3 separate regions of the Homo sapiens genome follow, and all the other regions are linked to region 1. The links are chromatin loops, found by intact Hi-C in ENCODE. Cell type or tissue: Calu3. All regions are shown on one strand.

Region 1 (8,000 bases):
TGAACGAGGTTGTGGTTGCTCCCTTTGAGGGAGCAGTTTATTCATTCAATAAACATTTTTGAGCAGGTATTGTGTGCCCGGCGCTCTGCTAGGCACTAGATAAAACATTGAGCCAAACTGAAGTAGTTCCCTGCCCTCAAGAACTTTACACCCAAAATGACCCAGATCCTGTTAACTACCCGAAGTCTGGTATTTATGCCAGTAAACACAGAGAGAAGTGTTATGGCCTACTCTCTCACCCCAATCCCAAACAAACCCCATAACCTAACCCTGCAGCTCACTCCTTCCTAGGACATTCAATCACTTGTTAGGATCATGTTTGAAGGGCAGGGGGCCGTTGACATATATAATTTTAGCCACCAGAGGGCAGTCATATCTTTAAGATACTTTCAAAGTGAAGGGGAAAAGGACAAAACCAGTCCTTCAAAGGCTATCCCTGGGATTCTGGGGCCAAAGTCAAATCACATGGTAAGATTCGCTCCCAAAAGGACAAGCCTAGCACTCAAACCACTCTCCTACTTTAGGCCTGGGGATTGCACTCATTTAGCATGAGGCTCTGGTCCCTTGAGGGGAGGATGATACATGAAATCTGACAGAAGCCTTGATGAAATAGATCAGAGGGTTGGGTGCCACTCACGCCCGGAATCCCAGCACTTTGGGAGACCAAGGTGGGTGGATCACCTGAGGTCAGGAGTTCGAGACCAGCCTGGCCAACATGGTGAAACCCTGTCTCTACTAAATATACAAAAAGTAGCCAGGCGTGGTGGTGGATGCCTGTAATCCTAGCTATTCGGGAGGCTGAGGCAGGGAGAATTGCTTGAACCTGTGACGCGGAGCTTGCAGTGAGCCAAGATAGCGCCACTGCACTCCAGCCTGGGCAACAGAGCGAGACTCCATCTCAAAAAAACAAACAAACAAAAACAAAACAAAAAACACACAAACAGAGGGTCTCCTAACCAAAGCAAATATTTCAGAGCATGTAAACTACACAGGAAGTCCTAGAGGGAGGGGCCAGGGACCCACAGTACTCACTGAAGAGAGTCCCTCAATGAGCTTATTTTATTTTATTTTGTTTTTTATTTTATGAGACAAGGTCTCACTCTTTTATCCAGGCTAGAGTGTGTGATCATGGCTCACTGCAGCCCAGGCTCAAGAGATCCTCCCACCTCAGCCTCCTGAGTAGCTGGGATTATAGGTTATTGCCACCATGCCCGGCTACTTTTTGTATTTTTTGCAGAAATGGGGTTTCGTCATGTTCCCCAGGCTGGTCTCAAATTCCTGGGCTCAAGCGATCCACCCTCCTTGACCTCTCACAGCACCCGGCCCTAAATGAGCATTTATTGAGCAATATCTATTCAACAACAAGTTCTGTACTTGGGCTAGAGAGAAATAGACTTGCTCTGGTGCAAAGAGAAGACTCACTTACACAACATAATGAGAAAGCAAATGAAAGACAATCCTGAGCCAAGCAGTGTCTAGCCAGGATGCCCCTTCCCTCCATTCCCAGGGAAGCACACTGAGAGGCACCCAGGATGCCAGTTGTTTAGACACAGCATGCAGCCTTCAGGGAGTGTTGCCGGCTTGGGAATGCTGCCAGAAGCCCCCAGCCCTTCTCCTTCCTCTACCTAGCCTGGTGTGTGGGATCTATTTCCAGTCTTTGGTGTTTGTGTTTGTTTTGTGTTTTTTACTTATTTATGTATTTATTTTGCTTATCAGAAGTGTTTTATCAAAGGCCTACATTTCCTCCCCAGTCTGAGGCTTGAGCAGCTTTGTCAAAATTAAGCAAGAGAGATTTTCAGGCTCTACCCAGCCTCCTCCCACCTCCACATCAATGAATGCAGAGCCTTATTCTGACTTGAATGAGAATAAGTGAAGGGAAGGATATATAGGAAGGAAAATGGTTTAAAAATCGCAAAAATGGCCGGGCTCGGTGGCTCACACCTGTAATCCCAGCACTTTGGGAGGCCAAGGCAGGCAGATCACGAGGTCAAGAGTTCAAGACCAGCCTGACTAATATGGTGAAACCCCGTCTCTACTAAAAATACAAAAATTAGCTGAGCGTGGTGCAAGCCTGTAGTCCCAGCTACTCAGGAGGCTGAGGCAAGAGAATCGCTTGAACCCTTGAGGCAGAGGTTGCAGTGAGCCAAGATTGTGCCATTGCACTCCAGCCTGGGTTACAGAGCAAGACTCCATCTCAAAAATAAAATAAAATAAAAAATCTCAAAAACCTGCTTCTCCCACAGGGCTGTGAGAATGCACATCCTTAGCCCAAATCTGGCATATGGTCAGAACTCAATGAGTGTCAATTATGGGCTCACAATCCCTTACTGGAATTTCCAAAGCCCCCAAAGCTCTAAAACCCAAAGGTTTTTCATAATTCATTTGACAAAACCTGATCTGACCTGAATTCATTTGGCAGCAGAACCTCACCTGAACCCCCATTTTGGTCTACTGCAGAACTCTAAGGCGTGTGACTCCTGGGTGTTCCTCCAGGCGCTGCTTGGGGGTATTATGTTTATGGTATAAGCACCTGATTACCTATCTGAAATCTGGAACATTCTGAATTCTGAAATGTAACTGGCCCCAGGGACCTGTTTCTATAAGAAACCTAGGTTCTAGATGTTGTTTCTGCTGTTACCTAGCTGTGTGACATTAGATGTGGTAGACAGACCCTAGAATGGCCCTAAAATTTCCCATCTGCTACTTTTCATGTTATTTATTTATTTATTTATTTTTGAGGTGGAGCCTAGCCATGTCGCCCAGGCTGGAGTGCAGTGGTGTGATTTCAGCTCACTGCCACCTCCACCTCCCGAGTTCAAGCAATTCTCCTGCCTCAGCCTCCCGAGTAGCTGGGATTACAGGTGTGCACCACCACGCCCAGCTAATTTTTGTATTTTTAGTAGAGACAGGGTTTCACTGTGTTGACCAGGCTGGTCTCGAACTCCTGACCTCGTGATCCACCCACCTCGGCCTCCCAAAGTGCTGGAATTACAAGCGTGAGCCACCACACCTGGCCTATTTATTTATTTTTCAAGACAGAGTCTTGCTCTGTCGCCCAGGCTGGAGTGCAGTGGTGCAATCTCAGCTCACTGCAACCTCCACCTCCCAGGTTCAAGCAATCCTCCTGCCTCAGTCTCCCAAGTAGCTGGGATATAATCCCCTCCCTTGGAATGTGGGTGGGACACATTCAAATTTTGTGTGACTTGATTCTCACAAACAGAATATGGCAAAGGTAAAGAAATTTTGAAGATGTAATTAGGGTCTCAAATCTGTTGATTTCATTTCATCAAAAGGGAGATCATCTGGGTGAGCCTGACTCAATCAGTTAAAAGCCTTAAAAGGCTTTTAAGGACTGGCCCCTCCCTGAGGTTAGAGACTCTCTCTCAGTTATTGGCTTTGAAGAAACTGACCTGCTATGAGAAGACCTATGGAAAGAGCCACTTGGCAAGGAAGAGGGGGCAGCATTTAGTTGCGAGAACATTCGGCTGACCACCAGCAAGAAAATGGGTACTTCGGTCCTACAGCTGCAAGAAGATGGATTCTGCCAACAGCCTGAGGGAGCCTGGAAGCAGGTCTTTCCCTGCTTGAGCCTCTGATGAGACTCCAGCCCCAGCTGACACCTTGATTTCAGCCTGGGGAAACCATGGAGCAGAGGAGGCAGCTAAGCTGAGCTCAGGTTCCTGACCCATAGAAATGACGCTAAGTATGTGCTATTTTAATCTGCTATATGACAATCATTTTTAGATGATTTGTGGGCAACACAGAAAGCCAGTACATTAGGGAAGTCTCTTAACCTCCCTGGGTCCCAGTTGTGCATCTGTAAATTAGGGAAATGGTTGAACCGGGTCACACCTAGGAGCCTCTCAGGCTCTAGCTTTTGGAGACTCTGTATGGGCAGATGCTGAGTGCTGCACCGTTGTGAGAAGGAAGAATCGTTCTCTAATGGGTGAGCAGGCTAGTGCTCTCATGTGGGGGGCTGTGGGTGCCAAGGAGGTGTGTCGTTGAGGTGGCTGCTGCAAAATGCAGACAGCTGAGGACTCACCCTGAGTCCTTGATGACCCATCTGCCAGCAGGCTAGACGCTGACCACAACTGGCACCACGCCTGGCTGCAGAGGCGATCAGCTTTCAAGAGCAGGAAAAACAAATGTCCTCTTTCCCCTGCTCTGTAAGGGACGTGCAACCATGCTGGGCATCCATCCCCACCTCTGTTAATTTACTGGGGGGCAAAGGGTCCACTCTGCAATCTTCCTCCCATGATACCTAAAACTCTTGGGCTTGTGACCTCTAGGACTGCCCTGGGGAGCTCCTGGGAAGCTGAGTCAGGGAGGGCATCAGGTTTCCTGCTAGCTCTTGGCACACTTCTGAAGTAGGTGAGCTTGTGCTTCTGTGCTGTCCCACCCAGCCGGTCTGCCAGGTCTCTCTGCTTCCCACACCCGCTGCCGCCTGCCCCAGGGGCCCGGACCACCAACACACCCCAGAGGTGGGGCACCCACTGTCTGCCTTCCCTCCCCCAATACTCCCTCACACACAGCTGACACGCTCATCTGACTGGCTAAAGGGATTGTCCCTTATTAAATTCCTTGGGGGATGATCTCATTAAGCCTTGTTATGGGTCACTTCTATTTCAGGGAGAATAAATTTGCTGCAATCTATGGGCAGCTAGTTAATTGAAACCTGAGGAAGGGGCTGGGGGAGGGGAGGGCACGGGTGAGGGGGTGGAGCGAGCCTGAAAGTGTGGGAAGTGCCTGGCCTGGTGAGAGCTGAGAGCTGGCTGGGAGGAGGCTGAAGGTGCACATGAGGGTAGCCGATAAGGAGGAGGCCACAGGCAGTGGAGGGAGAGGGGAGACAAAAGCAGGTGTCAGCTGCAGCCTGATGCAGGGAGATAGCCTCCTAACTGCCTCCCAGGCCTCTGTGCTCAGCCCTGCCCCAACATATGAGTCCAGGCCAGCACAAAGTGATAAGCACCTAGGCCAGGATGTAGCAACAGAGATGGAAAAGAAGGAGATATGAGAGAACTTGGAAACAAATTTGATACAGGGATGAAGGAGAGGAGAGGAAAAAACCCAAGATGACCTTTAAAGATGCTTGGAGAATGGGGAGAGGCGCCAGCCGGAGCACAAGCCCAACACAGGCCTCTGAGCAATGCCAAGTTTACTGCTCTGCTGTTTAAAGAATCCTTCTTCACCCATTTCCGAAAAAATGTTTCCTATCTCCGGTTTTCTGGCTCTTCAGCCATTCATCTATTCATGCAAGCATTCATTCGGTTCGTCAGAATGGAGACCTTACGTAGCACTCTATCAGCCCCTCTGCTGAATACCGGCAATGCAAATATAGACAAATAGATTTTATAGGCTAAGCGTCGTGAGTCCACCCAGAGCAGTTAGCCACTCCCAGGAGCTCTTTTCCTTCCATTCCCTCTTTTCCAACAGTTGTGTTGATTTTCAGGATAGCTGCTGCAGAGAAGAGAATTCAAAGATGGAGGAAGGTTTTGTGTTGGGGATCTAAAGCCAAAGGAACTTGTGACTTTTGGTCATGCTGAGAGACAGGTGACCACTAATTGTGTAGCCCTTGGCTGGTCTCTGTCTTTTTGAGACTGAGTTTCGCTCTTGTTGCCCAGGCTGGAGTGCAGTGGCACGATCTCGGCTTACTGCAACCTCTGCCTCCCAGTTTCAAGCAATTCTCCTGCCTCAGCCTCCCAAGTAGCTGGGACTACCGGCATCCATCACCATGTTGGCCAGGCTGGTCTCGAGTTCCTGACCTCAGGTGATCCACCTTGCCTGGTCTCTTAATGCTCTTAGCCTGAATTTTATCATCTGTAAAAGGAGAAATAGGCTTAGATGATTTTAGAAAACTCTTCTACTTTGTATCTATGTTCTTGTTTTATGGATGTGAAAGTACTCTGAAAAGTTTGATTTCTACGCAGATGTGAGGTAGTTCTTTATTTCAGAAAGCAATAACAATGCGAGTGCCCACAGGGTGGATATGGGTTGTGAAATGGAAACTCCATCCCCTACTTCTTGCTTCCCTGTGGAGGGGTCTCTATTGGAGCCACATTCCTGGAGTCTCTCTGGCCTGACTCTCCCGGCAAGAAGAATGGTTCCCATCCGGTAATATTTTCTCCACCCAATATTTTACCTGAAATGTCACCAGGAAATATTAATCCCCATGGATCTCATGTCAGCTGCCCTCCTTTATATTTCAAGACCATGGTGGGAGGTAGAGCATGAAACCAGATCACCTTCTGGTGTGAAGATTTCAAGGGAGAAGTTGAGGTGGGAAGCCTCACCAGGTATTCTCTTTAGGACTTGCCTGAGAGTAGATTCTGGGCTGCTCAGACAGGGCAGCGCTCCTGTGACTGGTTGAATAGTCTGTCTACATTTGCTGTGACAGGAATGGGATAGGAAGTTCATGGAGGCTGCTCATTTGCACCGTGTCCCCCAATCCAGCTTTGATCTGCCATAAAGTTGACATTTAAGTGTTCGCCTGTTTCCTGCATCTTATTTTTTAGTTGCTTCCAAACTTGAGGAGAGAAAGAGAAAGGGTTATTTATTACACAGGCCCCAACCCTAGCAAGAGAAAAAAAAAAAATCACAGTCCACGTTATAAGTCTTCCTTGGGATTTTGTTCTTTTTTTCTTTTTTCGAGACAGGGTCTCACTCCGTCATCCACACTGGAGTGCAGCTATATGATCTGGGCTCACTGCAGCCTCCACCTCCCAGATTCAAGCGATTCTCCCACTTCAGCCTCCCGAGTATCTGGGATTACAGGTGCCCGCCACCATGCCCAGCTAATTTTTAGTATTTTTAGTACGGATGGGGTTTTGCAATGTTGGCCAGGTTGGTCTCGAACTCCTGACCTCAAGTGATCCACCTGCCTTGGCCTCCCAAAGTGCTGGGATTACAGGAGTGTGCCACCACACCCGGCTAATTTTTGTATTTTTAGTGGAGACAGGGTTTCACCATGTTGGCCAGGCTTGTCTCAAAGGAGATTTTTTTCTTTTTTCTAAATTCCTCCCTTACCCTTGCCTTCTCCACATCCAAATGAGTATCAGCCTCTGGGCACTCATTCCCAAAATGACCTAGTCCTTTCATTCCACTGTGACATCTTTCCAGAATGCTTTTCCTCTTCTCTATGAGGCAAAATTCTTGTCATTCTTAGAGTCATGGCTCAGAGTTCTCCCCCTCAGTGAGTCAATCCTTCTCAAGGAGCTCAGGCTGAGTTTGCAGCTTCCTTGTCTCAGTTTCTAGGACTCTATTCTATTATGCTATCACTAGTCCTAATGGGAGGCGACCTCATGCCCGTCTTACCCAATAGAGCAGACTAGGTTGAGTGCTGTACCTGGAAGTTCCTCTGGCCACATCTATGTCTTCTTAGAACTATTGTGTCTGGGGTTTCCTGGGTGGGGAAGGCAAATGAAACCTCAGCAATGACTGGTATGAATTCTCCTGCCAGGTGGGGGCCTTAAAGTAGAAATCAAATTGATTTCTAGGAAATGAAGAAAGTGATGTTTCTTGCATACTTGAGTTGGAGGGCTAGAGTATTATTCACTGCAAATAAATTCTGACCTTGTTTTTTCATGAAATGTTGCTCTCCTTCTCACTCTTCCACCCTAGAAATTTTGTCAAGGCTTGAATCAGTCCAGAATTTACTCTATTGTTCCCTTACCTGTTGCTTGGAATGTGACCGTTTGGGGAGTGTGTTTTGTTTTGTTTTGTTCTGAGACAGAGTCTTGCTCTGTTGCCCAGGCTGCAGTGCAGTTGTGCGATCTTGGCTCACTGCAACTCTGCTTCCTGGGTTCAAGCGATTTCCTGCTAATTTTGTTTTTTTTTATTTTTAGTAGAAAAAGCATTTCACCATATTGGCTAGGCTGGTCTTGGACTCCTGACCTCAAGTAAACTGGCTGGCCTTGGCCTCCCAAAGTGCTAGGATTACAGGCATGAGCCACCACACCTGGCCTGGGGAGTGTTTTACCATTCCTGAGACTAGATGGTGACAGGTT
Region 2 (8,000 bases), 330 kb after region 1:
CTGTGTGGGTACTCAAATGTACAGTTCTCCTGCTGCCTCTCCATCAAGGTCACATTCCCCTTGAGGGTAAAGACCAGGTCTTCACTTTGTTCCCAAGCCCCTCTCAGCTCTCAGTCCAAACCTTGCCCACAGAGAGCCACAGGTGATAATCACCAAATAACCTCAATGACCCTGCTTTCTCTCCCGGCCTTAGAGTGCCAGTGACCAGGCTGTTGCAGGTGCCATCCCTATCACCTTTGTGTCCAGTCCTGACTGTGTTAGCACAGGCTGGGATAACCAGCAGGCACTTGCCAATGCGTTCTCTGTAAAGTGATGGAAAGAATTATCTACTTTTCACAGGCTCATAAATCCCCCGGCAAAACACTTCTTCCTGAGGTTTTTCTCCACTTGCCACTGGGTTTATTGAAACTGGGGAAAAGTATACACTTCTTAGCAAGCAGATGCTAAGATGAGTTCTTTATAGGATATGGTTGGTAATAATTTAATTAGCCTAGCTTTTTTGGGGAAAAGTGTTAATTAGTTTTTGCTTAAAATACACCATCTTGATGGCCTCTGCTTCTCCACTTCTATCCCCTGGGTGAAGACTCAATTTCTCATCCACACTCTGCAGCAAGTCCCAGCCTGGTCACTACTGTTATTACAGAAAAAGGAAATACAAAAAATTATTTTTGGGCAGCCACAGATTATGACACATGCTAATTATTATCACTGTAGGTTCAATAAACTGGGGGTAGGGTGGGGAGCAGGACCCCATGAAGTTCTCAGTGGACTGCTAGCCCCCAGTGCCAATGCTAGAGGCTTTGAAGGGCTGCTGACCGCCAAGGTGGAGGGCAGAAATGTGAGATTGGGGCATCTCAGTGAGAGGGTGGGGGCCCTAGCCCCTCAGACAGAAGGGAAGAGGTCTCTCCAGGTGAGTCCATCCCCCCGCTTCTTGTCCAGCCACCTGCCACAGTTGAAGATGGTGGCCACGCCGGTGCTGGTGTTGGTGACCTCCACCTTCTCCACCAGCCAGCCTGAGCAGTAGCCACTGCTGTCGTGCTCCAGGCGCACCTTGCGCAGCTCACCCAGCTCCAGCGTCTCCAGGAAGAAGCGGTCTGTGCTGCCCCGCTCGAAGAGGTTGCGCATTTTCTGCTTCAGCTCCCGCTTGCCTGTGTCTCCGTTGGCCCCAAAGATGGTCACGAAGACGTTGGCATCAGTGCCTGCCCCTGGCTCATAGCCTGTTGTCACGATGACTTCGTACTTGACGGGCACCAGGCTCTGGACCTTGCTGGCAAAGCTCTCTGTCGTCTTGGTAACCTCGAATACCTTGAAGTACTTCCTCTTCCTCTTGAGGGGGATGAGGCAGTCACAGTTAAAGAAGTACCTGGCAGAGAGGTGGGAGAGTGGAGGGGTAGGGGCTAAGCAGACCCCAGCCGAGGCTGCTCCCTCCCCCAGATCCCCTTGCTCATCTATAAATGATCCCTTCCCAAGGTGATGGGATATTGGAGCTGGAAATGTTGGTTTAAATGTGCGTATGGATTCTTGTTTAACTTCAAATTCACCATGGACGGGCATCTCCATTCTTCCAGTTGCTTCTTGATTCTTCTACTTCTTTTTTGCCCCTCATACTCCATGTCCAATCCATAAGCAAATCCTGTTGACTTTATTTTTTTTTTCTCACCATCTTGGCCAGGCTGGTCTGGAACTCCTGACCTCATGATTCACCTGCCTCAGGCTCCCAAAGTGCTGGGATTACAGGCGTGAGCCACTGCGCCTGGCCGACCCTATTTTTAAGATATATCCAGAACCAGCCCACTTGAAAACTGTCTAGTATCTATCTGCCCTCCTGCTACTTGGGTCCAAGTCACCATCATCTCCTATTTGGAAATTATCAAGAGCCTCCTAACTGGTCTTCTAGCTTTTTGCTACCTGTGGTCAATTCTCTATGAAGCAGCCATGTGATCCTATTGAGAGGTAAGCCCAAGTATGTCCTTCCCCTGCTCAGAACCCTCCAGTGGCTTCCCATGTCAAGTAAAAGCCAAAGACTTTACAACGGTCTGCAAAACTCCTCATGATCTGACTCTCCTCTTCCTGTGTTTTCCTTTATTCATTTTTATGTATTTTTAATTTTTATTTTCTTTAGAGACAGGGTATCAATTTGCTACCCAGGTTGGACTGCAATGGCGCGATCATAGCTCACTATAACCTCGAACTCCTGGGCTCAAGTCATCCTCCTGCCTCAGCCTCCTGAGAAGCTGGAACTATGAGCATGCACTATCATGTCCAGCTAATTTAAAAAAATATATTTTTGTAGAGATAGGGTCTCACCATGCTTCCCAGGCTAATCTTAAATTTCTGGCCTCAAGCAATTCTCCTGCGCTGGCCTCCCAAAGCACTAGGATTACAGGTGTGAGTCACTGCACACAGCTGTGCTTTCCTTTCTCACCTGTCACCTGCTCTTTTCCAAGCTCACTCCCATCTGCAGATACTCTTGCTCCCTTAAAGGGACTGGTTAATTTTTGTACCTGGTGTTGTCACCTTTAGAGGGAGTTGCTGAATCCAGAGTGACAATTTTAGGCAAAACCAAGTGGAAATATGACTATTAAATGTACGCTCCCAGATCCCTTACACTTGGCTGAGTTGAACAAAGAGTTTGTATATATATGTATGTGTGTGTGTGTGTGTGTGTGTGTGTGTGTTCATGGACTGCAGAGTACAAAGGGAAAGAGAAAGTCCTCTATCGAAGAAGCCATCACAAGCAGAAGCAAGTCTAGAGCCAAGAGAATGGTCTTGGACCAAGAAGTCCTCCCAAACCTTCTCTTGCACATCCCCAATTTTAGCCTCTGGGTAATGACAGTGGGTTCAGGAATTATAAAGGAAAAAGCCAGACAGCATGGTGGGAAAATGCTGCACAGGATGTGAGAGGGCATGGTCTGCCCCAGCCCTGCCACCTACCATCTGTGTGACCTTGGACAAGTCACATATCCTACCCAGATCTTGATTTTCCCATTGGCGAAGCTGGAGGTTTGGACTGAACAATTGCTATGGTTTCTTCCCACTCCAAATTGCTAATATGCTAACACCTTTGAAAACAAGCTGTCTTGGTGCTGGCTAACAACTTCAGGAATGCAACACTGAAAAGGTGTGCCCAATGGTGCAAAATCAAACCCTATTTTAGATGAACATTCTTAACAGAAAAAAAAAAAAACAAAAAAAAAAACACCTTTGGTTTTTTGCCTGCTTACACAACTCCAGGACTTTGCATTCTTGAATCTCATTAGCTCCCACAACAACCCTGGGCATCATCCTCCCATTTCATAGGAGGAGGAACTGAGACTTGAAGAAGAAAAGTCAGCGCTTAAGGTGACCCAGAGCCAGAGCCTGCCTGGCCCTGAAGAATAAGCCATTTAAAGACATTTGCAGGAAATCCTTATTCTGTTTTGAGATCCTTCTTCCCCCAATTTATCACTTGATAAATTTGGATTGTTGTTACATACTACAATTTCTTAGAGGAGGAGATACTTGCATTGTTTTAAAATTCTCTTAAAATGTATTTCTTTATGCATATGCCCACTAATATGCATCATTCTATATAAATACAAAAATCATCTGATCATATACATACTTTTCTAAACGTACTTTTTTTTGCTCCCTCTTTGCTTGGCTCTCTTTCTTTCTCCTTCTCACTTCAGCATCGCTTCTCCTCAGATAACCCATGTAACAGTTGAGGGTGTAGCCTGCCAAATTTCCCTCCATTTCACCCAACCCTGCACAGACCCACGTGTACATAGACATATGGGGATGTCAGTGTTCCCTTTACAAAACGGCATCACATAAGACATGTTTTCCTGTGTCTCGCTTTTCTCACTCAATAATACTTCCTGGGAATTGCTCCAAGTCATCTGGTATGTATTTAATTCATTATTTTTGATGGCTGAAAAATATTCCCTGGTGTAGATATAAGGAAATGTTTTCTGATAGACATAATTATAGGATCACCAAAATGTGGGCCCTGCAGACTTACACAAAGCTCTGGCTTTGGAAGGACACTCAGCGGGCTGCTCCTGCTAGAAAGGGGGGAAGGTGTCCAGCCAGAGTAAAGGCAAAAGCAGAGAAAAATGAGCAGAAAAAAGTGATACATATTCAAAACTATGTATAAGCACACATCTGTGAACATTGTGTATTAGAAAAATCCCAGAGAGAATGGGGTCACCAAAATGCTCATCATGGTGGCCACCTCTGATGGGCAGGGCTGTAGGGAATTTTTACTTTCTTTTACATACGTTTCTGTATTTGAATTTTTATGGTTGTGTATTAGATATGCTACCGGGATAAACAATAAAGGTGTTTTCAGTTAAAAAATAAGGTCTTTTTGTATGACCTTTCACCCAAATCCTGAGGCTATTAGTGATGAATGAGAACTGGTCAGGAAGGTCAACAGCACACTGCAAAAGAGGGATCAGAATGGAAATAGCTGTGAGATGGACATTTGGAGTTATTGTGTGTATGAGATATTGAGATTAAATTCATTTGTAATTCATGTAACTCCAAATATGGCTAACATGGTGGCAGGAAAGGAATTGTGGATGTTACACACAGTGTTAAGCAAGTGGTTTTATAATGCAGAATGTAGGTTCCTTCTAGAATGAGGCCATGTGAATTGTCACCACGATTAAACATGCCTGCAAAGTCCCCCTTCTGGACGAAGGTGGTATTTCTGCAGGCGACAGGTTTTCATCCAGCAGAGACCACTGAGAACTGCAGGCGACAGGTTTTCATCCAGCAGAGAATAAGGCTTGAGAATTGCAGGTGACAGGTTTTCATCCAGCAGAGACCACAGGCTTGAGAACTGCAGGCAGGCAGGGGTGAGCTAGGGCATGACTTCAGAGAGCTCCTAGGCTGACACCCCTGCCATCGTCCCTCTACCCTAGACCCTATAGAGCATCCAGCTCTCCTCCCAAAGGGCAGCGTGAAGCACAAGGAGTTGATGGGTAACTGCTGGAGGCCACACAGTTGACCAGGTGACAGCGCTAGTATCCAGAGGCCTGGACCCCCTGCAACCCCTTCACTTCAGGAAGAGCCCCTTCCTCACAGATATCTCTTCCTCCCCGCTCCAGCCCTGGTGACAACAAAAGACAGGCTGCATTCCTGAGGCTGGAGGGAAAGATGCTTCAATTAAGAGCGGCTTTTTCTTCTGCAGGATGGAAAATTCTACAACTGAGGCCCAGGACTGTGGGGCAGGAAGCTTACAGCTGGGCCTTTGCCTTCCTTTCCTCCTAAGACAGGAAGGTGCCAGGTGGTGCTGAGAACTCTCTCTCGGCCAACATTGTGGGTTTAAGGGTAATGTGAGGGTGACTATTTTATTTTGTTTTGTTTATTTTGGGAGGTTTGCAGATGAGCAGTATCAGCAGACACAGTCCTTGTGGATGGGAGGTAGTACTGAGCCATGGAAAGGGCTTAGGCCTGGCCCTGACTTGCTCAGTGAGTCATTCACTTTTCTGGGATAGTCTCCCAGCTGTCAAGTTCTCATCAGTACTGGTCCTAGCAGCCACATAGAGCAACTCCTACAGGATTGATTGTACTTGAGCTGGGCTTTCTCTAAAAGAGCAGCAAATAATGCCATAGCTCAAGAGGGAAGTTGCTATGAACAGAGTTGTATCTCCCCAAATTTATACATTGAAGCTGGAACCCCCAATGCCATGGTATTTGGAGATGGGGGACTTCAAGAGATAATTAGGTTTAGATAAGGTCATGAGGGTGGGGCCCTTATGATGGAATTAGTGCCCTTACACAAAGAGGAAGAGAAACCAGAGCTCTCTCTCTCTGCCACGTGAGGACACAGAGAGAAGGCGGCCATGTGCAGGACAGAAAGAGAGTGCTCCCAGAACTCCACCATGCTAGAACCCTGATCTCAGACTTCCAGCCTCCAAAGCTGTGAGAAATAGCTTTCTGTTGTTTAAGCCACCCACTCTCTGATATTTTGTTATGGCAGTCTGAGCAGAGGTCAGAACCTCTTCTGCCAAATTCCCAAGGAGTTGCTTGGTCTGGGGGAGCCAAATCCAGGGAGCTGCAGGTTGGACAAGTGTGGCTTTGAGAAGCTTGGCCTCCTGAGGGCCAGAGCCCATAGCCGAGGGCTCTGCCTAGGTCCAGCCTGGCTGCCGCTTCTGTGCAGACAAGGGCTACCTTTCCTTGTGCAGGGAAGGCTCTAGGGTGTGGTATGAGCAGGGCCAGCCCCAGGGAGAGGTGCAGATGTGGGAGCGTCCACAGTGGTTCTGGCCCTGTGAGCTATGTACTCAGCTTTCACTTACCCTTTGGCAAGCCTTGATCTTGGATTCCCCTTTCCACCCTCCCCTGGCTCCTTCTCAGCACCTTTCCTGCCTTCCAGAGCCTCAGGGCTCTTCCTGGCTTCCAGCTTGGTTACCAAGGGGTTTTAATTAGACAAATTGATGACTGTGACTATGTTGCCCAGGTAACTAAGACCCTTAATCTTCCAGAAATGTCTGAGTCTCCAGAAGGCTCTGATGAGAGAATGCAAAGCCCCTTATCTGGGGTACTGTGAGGCAGATGGACCATTGGATTACCCTAGCTTGTCTCTGGTCCCTACTCTGCCCACATGGATGGTGGGTTTTCACTATGACCGTGTAAACAGCAGGCTTCATAACTGTGTTTCTTTGTCATTTTAGATTGAGGGAAGGGGAAGGCAAGGAAAGTCTCTGCTCTCTGGCACTGTTTGACTTTCTCAGTATCCTTCCAAGGAAGCATCCCTGGATCCAAAGACTAGATGCACCCCAGGTCATCTGGCCTACTCCCCTGCCTCTGATAGTAGATGCACAATCCAGATAGCTTCAGAAGCATACAGCTGTCTCTTCCCTTCCTGCCTTCTAGGCCTCCTGAACAGGGTAATCTTGACCTTGAAGAAGAGACCTCATCATACCCTGCTCTCTTGCCCATGGTCCAGCTCAGTCCCTGCCCCATGCTGAGGGAGTGGCACTTCCTTGGGGAGAGGCTCAGTACATACACATTGCCGTACTCCATCTCGGTGATGGTGATGGTCTTGACATGCCAGGCAAGTTCTCTCTTGGGGATAAACCGGTCTTCCCTGGCAAGGTGGCCCACACAGAGGGAGGCAATGTCCCCCAAGTAGATGCTGTCAAACTCAAACGTGTCTGTGGTCCCCCTGCAGGAAACAAAAGTGTGGTCCATGAGCTGCCTTTGCCCACTGAAGCAGGTAAGCATTTGTCGGGGGCCTGCTGCATTCCAAGCAGTGGGCCAGGGAACAGGGATGGGATGGCAAGCAGGAGCTCATGGCAGTCCTGGAGGCTTTGAGGGGTTCAGTTCAGTTTGGGACCAAGACAATCACGATGAAAAAGCCCCACTAGCTGCCTGGCCTCAGCACCAAAGAATGGTGACATCGTTATGCAGGATGGAGATGGGGAGGGTGGTGAGACTTGGAGAGCAGAGGGAGGAGGGGAAGGGAAGAGTCCCCTGTAACAGACATGTCTTAGCAAAGTCATAGGTGGGAACAGTGGGGTGTGGAGGTGCAGATATTTCTGGGGGAATGCTGGCTTGGGTGAAGTTTGGGTTCAGGGAGGGAAAAGCTAATGGAGAAGGTATGGGTGCAGGCAGCCTGTGGGGGTAAGTGCCAGTCTAAGGTGTCCAGACTTCATCCTGAGGTAGAGATTTGAAGAAAAGGTTGTTATAAATGGAATGTCTGTGCCCCAGTTCCCCCAAATTTATATGTTGAAACCTATTCTCCAGTGTGATGGTATTTGGAGGTAGGGTCTTTGAGAGGTGATGGGGTCATGAGAGCTGAGCCCTCATGAATGAGATTCATGCCTTTATAAAAGGGGCCCTGGAGAGCTCCCTCCGCCTTCTGCCATGTGAGGACACAGTGAGAAGATGGCTATGAACCAGGAGGCAGGCCCTCACCAGACACCAGATTTGCTGGTGCCTTGGTCCTGGACTCCCAGCCTCTAGAACTGTGAGAAATACATTTCTGTTGTTTCTAAGCTACCAGTCTG
Region 3 (8,000 bases), 120 kb after region 1:
TACTACTAAGGTGACCTAGTTGTTCTCCTTGTTGCAATAATTAATAACTCTTTGCAAAATGTCTCCTTTGAGACAGAGGCATTTCAGATAGATACCCACCATGAGGTGTTCTGGGCATCTGAAGGTATTAAGAGTTCAGTGGGAAAAATCTCTCTCCCTCGCCTTTTTTTCTGGTTTAGTCAAATAACGGGTGAACATAGAAACCTGTTGGGAAGAATATGAAAAGTTATGTGGCCTCTGAGGCTACAGGCACTTGCAAATCCGAGAGGAAAGTGCCGTCTTTCATAGCTGGTCTCTGTATAAAGAGTATGTAGCAACAACTGTTTAACATCCGAGATGAAGTGGACCTGATGCTGTATTTGGGTATTTTTCTCCTCTACCTTCTAAAAAAAAATACCATAAGAAGAATCAGAATGTACCATAAGAAATCAGATGCAAAGCACGTTAATGTCATTGGTAAGTTTTACAGAGTCTAAAAGGATTAGCAAAGGGTAGCAGGAGCTTCAGGGAATTCAGGAAATGCCAGCATTGGAATTTTGTGGCATTAGTTACTACCTTCTTTCTTATAATATGTTGTAGTTACTAGTGAATTCTTTTAAAAGCAATACCTAGAGTTAGAACACTATGTACTCTGCACAGGGGGAGTGAAGTAATATTGGCTTAGAAGACTTCACCTTTTGTTTTTCATGGTTTTTGTTTGTTTTGTTTTTGTTTTTGTTTCCATTGTTACCGTTGCTATGGCCCTTTGCCTGTCTCTCCAAATCCCCTGGTGGCTCTTCTTATCATTAAGAGTATGAGAATTACCATTTTCAGTTTTCATTCAGCAAACAAATTTACCAAGTGCCTGCTCTGCATAAGGCACTGTGAGGGGTGGGTGCTCTGGGGGCTGCTGAGATGAATGACACACACCGCACATACACATGCATCAGTGTCTGCCTGCCTCCACCTGCCCAGCCTGTTCTTCTTCTTCTTCTTCATCTTCTTCTTTTTTTTTTTTTTTTGTAAAGACAAGTTTATTCCTTTACGCTTCTTGTTGCATTAGTTCTCCTGTATGTTCCTTCTTCCACAGGAATGTATTTGTGCATATGTTCTTTGATCTTCTCTGATAGCATCTCATTTGATCTGGCCTCTGTCCTTCATCAGCTTTTATTTTTTTTATTTTTATTTTCTGCTTTTGTTAGATAAGGCTTTTAAGATCATGAACCTCCAGCTTTAGCAACTCATATATCAGTCTCTCACATGGCCACAATTCTAGACAAAAACCAAAGACCCAGAGGCCAGAGCAAAGTAGGACCTTCTGAAGATTCACTACTGGTGTATCCTTGGACCTTCACATTTTACTTTAGGATTAATTTATTGAATTTTACTGTTACACATAGTTTTTGACTTGAATTAAAATACTAGACAAAGCAGAAATGTACAATTTCTGGTCTGTGTTTTCCAGGAAATTCATAGAGAAGAGAATAGAGTGGATGATGTGACTTGAAGTTTTTGCAGCTTATTTTTTCCCCCACTGTCAGGGCAGAGGCCCATTTTAATGAATGTTTTTGCATGACCTGTTCTTATGTTAACCACATATTTTTTTTCCCAATTCCACACAGCAGGTGATTTCCCGTGTGACATATTTTCTTCATAGTCCCTAATATAGTCATCCTCTACAGAGTTGGCGTGCTGTGTGCACTGTGGATTAGGAACAGAGTGGAGCTGTAACCAGTCTCTTCTCTGGCCCTTTGCCTTTATGTCAGCTTGCACTTTTGCCTCACTTATTCCTAGTCCAGCTCCCAACTGCCTGACTTAATGGACCAGAACGGAGATTTGGATATTAAGATGCAGAGGGGGAGGGGAAGGGATGGTAGAGATAGACAGCTCTCCCCTACTAGGTTGGGTCATTTCCCCTAATAACTATAGAGAGACTGTGTTTCAACTCTCTTTTCATTGCTGTTTCCAGAAGAGTGGAGAGTGTGGTTTCAGGCAAGGTATTAATGATACAATTCCGTGGTATACAGCTCCTGTGACATTTGAAGTTTCTTTTAAAGGGGTTTTTCTTAATCAAAGTTTTACATTTGGTAGCATAAGTAGTTCTTTATGCTTCACAGGACATTGTCTTCAGAGTAATCTCTCTGCTAAAATGGTACATGTGGGTCACAGATTGGTTTATGCCACTGACTTGGTTAAGTTTCCACCCCCTCCAATTTGTGAAAAACAGAGCAGTGACCTAGCTGTTGCATCATCATGACTGCCATGTAACCTGTAATTGCTGCTCTCCAGTAATTGTCTTTTCATTTTGATGGTAGGGGCCAGACTGAATGAATAATGCATTCTTTTTTATTCAATTTATTTCATTCAGTTTATTCTTGGCAATCAAACATCCCATAAACTTTGCTTTTATTATCAATTATGAATATGAATTGTCTGGTTTACTAATGTAGTCATTTGTTCATCTTTACTTTTAGCAGATTAGCACCATAACTAACTTAAAACTAAGTTTGTTACCTGCTTTTTATACTGTCACAAAGGTTTTTGAAAAAGCTGGGGACACTATTTTGTCTTTTAGTTTTAAACTTTTTTAAGGCAAAGCAAGCTCCCCAATCCCTGTTCTCCAATATGTGTATGATGTGACTTCCATGTAGATATAAAAATGATTGTGCCCTAACCAAACTTCCTCAGATTGTGCACTGTTTGTTTAAAATAATCACGTATTTTAGTCTGATGCTGTTGTATTTTTTCATTTTATTTAAAACACTACTTACTTCTTATTCTCTTAACAAATTTTAAAAGGTAGTGATCTTAAAAAAAAATCACTGGATAACTAGGAAATATTTTTGTTGTTGTTTTGTTTCTTAAAGAGTACAGAGGCCATTGAAGCCTTTTGCTCCTCTTACCGTGAAAATGAAATGTTAGCCATTGTATGGCTAGGAACCAATGCACTTGGCAGTTAATGGATCTGCTGTTGCTGGAGTGTGAGCGTGGACTTGATGCAGTGATGACAAATCATTGCTTAGAATTAATGTTTTCAAATGTGCAACTCTAGTTTTTAAAACAAAATTTGGTTCTTTACATTCATTATTTCGTTTTTGTTTCCCTTTAGTATTTAATGGTCTTTGGAGAAAAAATAATAAAACAGAGTGTTATATATATATTTTTTGGTGCAAGATAAGATTTTCTGTTTTTTGAAATAAGTCTGTAGCATAAAGGTTAAACTATTTTAAGACAAAATAAAATAGAGTGTATTTAAACAATGATATCTTCTGAGGTTTTTTTTTTTTTTTCTTTGTCCCTATCTGCTTCAGTTAATTAGGTGGTACCTGGAGCAATTTCCAAGTTACCTTTTAAATGTGAAAGTGGATTCTATTTTGTTAACAAGTCTTATCTTTATAAGATGTCTGAGTTTTCAAAGCAAGAGCTGTATCCTTGCAAGGTTACTTGCAAAACTACTCCCAAGAAGTTTTGCAAGTAACCTTGGATAATTGTTGGATGTTGATAAAAATAGCTTTGCATTAGCTTTCCTGTAACCCCACCTGAGATTTCAAAGAGGGCCAAAGACTTATTGTTCTGGGCACCTTTACTCCTGGCAACAAAACTTCACTGCTGGTTATTACTTTGCAGAGATCAGAGAGTCAAGGTAAGATGCTGCAACGGCATGCACTTTGCATGTGGTTAAACATTGAAGCAGGTATAGGGTGTTTGAAAAATAGACTGAATAATTTTTTCCATAGTTTGGTTCTATTTTCAGATTTTTAATTTGGTTATTAAAATGATAGGAACTACCATATTAACACCTCATGATGTTTGTAACTTATCTTCACATAAAGGGGAATGAGGAACCAGGGAGAGTGAAACCTCTTTTTATTAAAACATTCAACTCCTGAATCTCTTAGTTTTCCTCAAGAATTTTTGGTTCTGCTTGTACTGGAAAATGATCTGTTAACAATTAGGAAACACAATATTAACTAGTAGGAAATATCTTCAGATTTTTGAAATTGTTCTTTTATACCACCCTGTATCTGAGACGTAGACATATTAATACCTATAAGAAATCTTTGGCTGGGTGCAGCGGCTCATACGCCTGTAATCCCAGCACTTTGGGAGGCCGAGGTGGGCGGATCATCTGAGGTCAGGAGTTCGACACCAGCCTGGCCAACATGGCGAAACCCCGCCTCTACTAAAAATACAAAAATTAGCTGGGTGTGGTGGCGTGTGCCTGTAATCCCAGCTACTCAGGAGGCTGAAGCAGGAGAATCGCTTAAACCCAGGAGGCAGAGGTTGCAGTGAGCCAGGATCGCGCCAGTGCACTCTAGCCTGGGCAACAAGAGCAAGACTCTGTCTCAAAAAACAAAAAATAAAAATAAAAAAAGGAAAACTCTTCTTTGACTCTAGAAGGAAACTGTTTACCTAGGATCTCACGTTTGAACCCTTTTGCCCTTGGATACTGCTTTTGAAGAAGAAACTAGGCACAAGTAAGTAATATAACCTGTAGCTAGTGCTTTATGTCATTTGGGCTGCTTCTTTCTGTTCTTTTGCAGGCATTTGGCCTTTCCTTCCCTTACTGTTTTGTTTTTCAGAGTAGATACCAACTATTTATAATTATAGTCTAATTACAGATAAAGAATCTTTACCAAATATATATGTATCTTTTCAGCTCCATTTTTGCAACCTAAGTAAAGTGAATTTCTTCTAGGTTTTGTTTTAACCACACTTGGAACCAAGTGCTCTATGAAAGAGCGATCCTCCTAGGTCATTGGTAGGCACGATTTTTTTTTTTTTTTCATGATTCCATGATTGAAAGCACTGATTCATAGAATTAGAGAGGTTCTGGCCTATAGTGGAACTTTGGCTGGGAGAATCTGCCTGGAGCAGAAGAAAGCAACAGTAAGTAGTGGTAGGAGCAGTGAGTTCAGAAAAAGATGCAAGTAATGATCATGAGTGTCAGAAATTTGGAAGGAGCACCCATTCACCTGATACTCTCTGTTGGTTTAATTCATTGTACACGTGACATGCCTTCTAGGTGGTGATGGCTTTAGGCAGGGATCTCTCTGTGTGATGAGGATTCCCTGCCAAGCCTTGAGGACCCATTTGATAGGGTAGTGTGAATGATGAGAGTGAGTGCTGGCAGCGAAGTCAGCCCTCAGAAAGGAAGTGTGGCAGCAGCAGCTGGTATAATCTGCTCATAGACCCTGGCCTGCTGTTGGGAACACACCTTGGTTGTAAATTATATCTGTCTAGCTTCTTACCCTTTAGTGAAGGAAGCTATTTGGTGCCAACTTTTTCTTTTTTATTAAAATTTTTTTTTCCCCATTGGCCTTGCTGAAGCTTTTAGAAGATACCAGCTTTTTCTTTTGTGCTTTGGTAATTGACATCTCAGAGTCACATCTGTTCCCCTTTCATGATTGCTCCATCCCGAGAGTGGAAAGGTAAAGTGTAGTGGACTGTTGAGCCCTCACTTTTGTGACTGATTCTAAAGCAAGCAAATCTGACTTGAGGATGGATCTTGAATTCTGCAGCATGAGAGGGTTAGATCAGAGGCCAGGTGAGTGAGTTTAGGCCTGACCCAGGGAACAGGAGATCCCAGAAAGGCCAAGTGACTGCTATAGGATTTAGTTTCTGCACCTGTAAAATGAAGAATGTCTTGGGTTTCTTTTTTGAAAGTAAAAGGCTATGTGATTTTAGGGGATGATTCATTGTTCTGCAGAGCCATCAGGCTTTTCAAGCAGTAACTCAAGAGAGCTGCTTACTCCAAAAAACTGCTCAAAAGACTGTAGTTCTGTCATCTCACTTAAGCCTTGGGAAGGCTTTGGATGACTAACACCAACAGAACCTTGAATTTCTACAAGCGATTTTCAAAGTTTTAAAAGAATGTTTATTTCAAAAGTTTCACATGGGGTAAGAAGTACAGATTATTATCCTAATTTTACAGATGGGAAAACTGGTAACAGAAGAATAACTGTGTATTTGGATTTACATAGGTAGACTTTGTGAGAGTAGATGTTTTAAAAAAATGACTCAAATTAGTACCTTTTAACTGTTCAGAAAAACAAAACCTCAATTTTCTGGTTTTCCTGCCCATTTTCTCTGCTTCTTCACTTGGGGCAGAGAAAAAGCAAGTTGCAGAATATGCACTACATGCTGCTATTTGTTTGAAATTTTAAAAGACAATATAATACTGCATACAGATAAAGGATACATACACATCTAGTAAGAGTATAAACATGCATGAGAATAATAAACACCAAATTCAGGGTAATAGTTGCCTCTGGAAGGGGAGGTATGGAGGGGTCACAGAGGACTTCAGCTTTATTGGTAAAATTTCATAAGTTGGGTAGCAAGGACACAAATGTATGTTATTCATTGTACCTTTTTGTATATTTTAAATATTTCATAATCAAATTTTTTCCTGAGAATGAAAACTCTTTTGTGACTTTCCCAATGTTAGTGGAAACAAATAAGATCTGAAGCTGATTCCCTTTAGAAACTCTCAACACTTCTTAGCTATGTTCACCAAATGCGTGAGCATTGATAAATTAGACTTTATCAAAAAAAAAAACTTGTGCCTCAAAGGACACCATCAAGAAAGTAAAAAGACAGCCCACAGAATGGGAGAAAATATTTGGAAATATTGAATCTGATAAGAGACTTGTATCTGGAATATATAAAAAACTTGCAACTCAATTCTAAAAAAAAAAAAAAAAAAAAATCCAATTAAAAAATCAGCGAAGGATCTGAATAGACTCTTCTCCAAGGAAAATATACAGTTGGTCAATGAGCACATGAAAATATGCTTAACATTTCCATCAGAGAGATGCCAGTCTAAACCACAATGAGATACGACTTCATACCCACTAGGATAACTAGAATAAGAAAGATAGGTATTGGTGAGGAAGTGGAGAAATCAGAACTGTCATACATTGCTGGTGGGAATATAAAATGGTCAGCCACTTTGAGTTTGGCTGTTCCTCAAATGGTTAAACCTAAGAGTTACAATGAATGTTGATAGCAGCATTATTCATAATCGCCAAAAGGAGAAAGAACCCAAATGTCCATCAGCCAATGAGTGGATAAACAAAATATGGTGTAGCCGTGTAAGTGAATGTTACTCGGCTGTAAGTAGCAATGAAATGCCAATACATTCTACAACATTGATAATCCTTGAAATCACGATGTTAAAGGAACCAGTTACCAAAGACCACATATTATTCCATTTACAGAAAATATCCAGAATAGATAAGTCTATAGAAGTAAAGTAGATTAGTGGTTGCCAGAGGCTGAAGGAGGTAGAAATAGGGAGTGACTGCTCATAGGTAAGGGGATTCTTTTTGGGGTCTTGAAAATAGTCTAAAAGTAGAGTGGTGATGGTTGCATCTCTGAACATTTCAGTAGCCCACCCTTATCCATGGTTTTGCTTTCTGTGGTTTCAGTAACCTGCCAATTGCAGTCTGAAAATATTAAATGGAAAATTTCAGAAATAATTCATAAGTTTTAAGTTTCACACTGTTCTGAGTAGCATGATGAAATCTCACACCGTTCCTCTCTGTCCCACCTGGGTCATGAATTATCCGTTTGTCCAGCGCATCCATACTGTATATGCTGTCTGCTCATTTAGATACTTACTAGCTGTCTTGTTTATAAGATTGATGAAAAGAAGAGTGAGTATAGTACGGTAAGATTTGAGAGAGACAACATTCATATAACATTACTGTATATTGTTAAAATTCTATTTTGTTAATCTCTTACTGTGCCTCATTTATAAATTAAACTTTAGGTATATATGCATAGGAAAAAACACTATATATAGGGTTCAGTACTATTCATGGTTTCAGGCATCCACTAGGGGTCTTGGAATCTATCCCCGGCAGATAAGGGGACTGTTGTACTAACCAGCATTGAATTGTGCACTATAAACGGGTGAATTTTATGGTATGTGAATTATATCTCAATAAAGCTGTTACATGAAAATACACATAACCTTTGGAATTGAGGGTATAGTGCCTTAAGCTGTTAATACC

What was found. A loop is a pair of places that touch in the nucleus more often than their neighbours do. Peaks named below come from ENCODE experiments on the same cell type or tissue, not always from the same donor. Only the 100,000 strongest peaks of a DNase experiment are listed, where the experiment ranks them.
Region 2: a loop joins it to region 1, with 5 times the contacts of the local background. A loop is called at or near these places in 22 of 110 quality-filtered maps.
Region 3: it touches region 1 in a loop (4-fold over the local background); 10 of 110 quality-filtered maps call a loop at or near these places.

The regions. Positions count from the first base shown.
Region 1 is chr18:46,148,573-46,156,572 of GRCh38, forward strand. No RefSeq gene overlaps it. Among named protein-coding and RNA genes, the nearest start is that of ARK2N, 21 kb to the right of the region's middle. RefSeq lists a silencer at 7,313-7,519. In Calu3, a CTCF peak has its summit at 385 (motif pointing right); DNase peaks (open chromatin) are centred at 389, 4,089, 4,409, 7,319 and 1 weaker place.
Region 2 is chr18:46,476,590-46,484,589 of GRCh38, forward strand. LOXHD1 (lipoxygenase homology PLAT domains 1) reads right to left here. Exons shown (of 41, transcript NM_001384474.1): 40 at 6,998-7,156; 41 at 684-1,363. The coding sequence ends at 883. Among named protein-coding and RNA genes, the nearest start is that of ARK2C, 150 kb to the left of the region's middle. In Calu3, a CTCF peak has its summit at 4,681; a DNase peak (open chromatin) is centred at 4,692.
Region 3 is chr18:46,263,751-46,271,750 of GRCh38, forward strand. ARK2N (arkadia (RNF111) N-terminal like PKA signaling regulator 2N) reads left to right here. Exons shown (of 5, transcript NM_145055.5): 5 at 1-3,242. Among named protein-coding and RNA genes, the nearest start is that of ARK2C, 66 kb to the right of the region's middle. In Calu3, no CTCF peak of the experiment used is centred here; no DNase peak of the experiment used is centred here.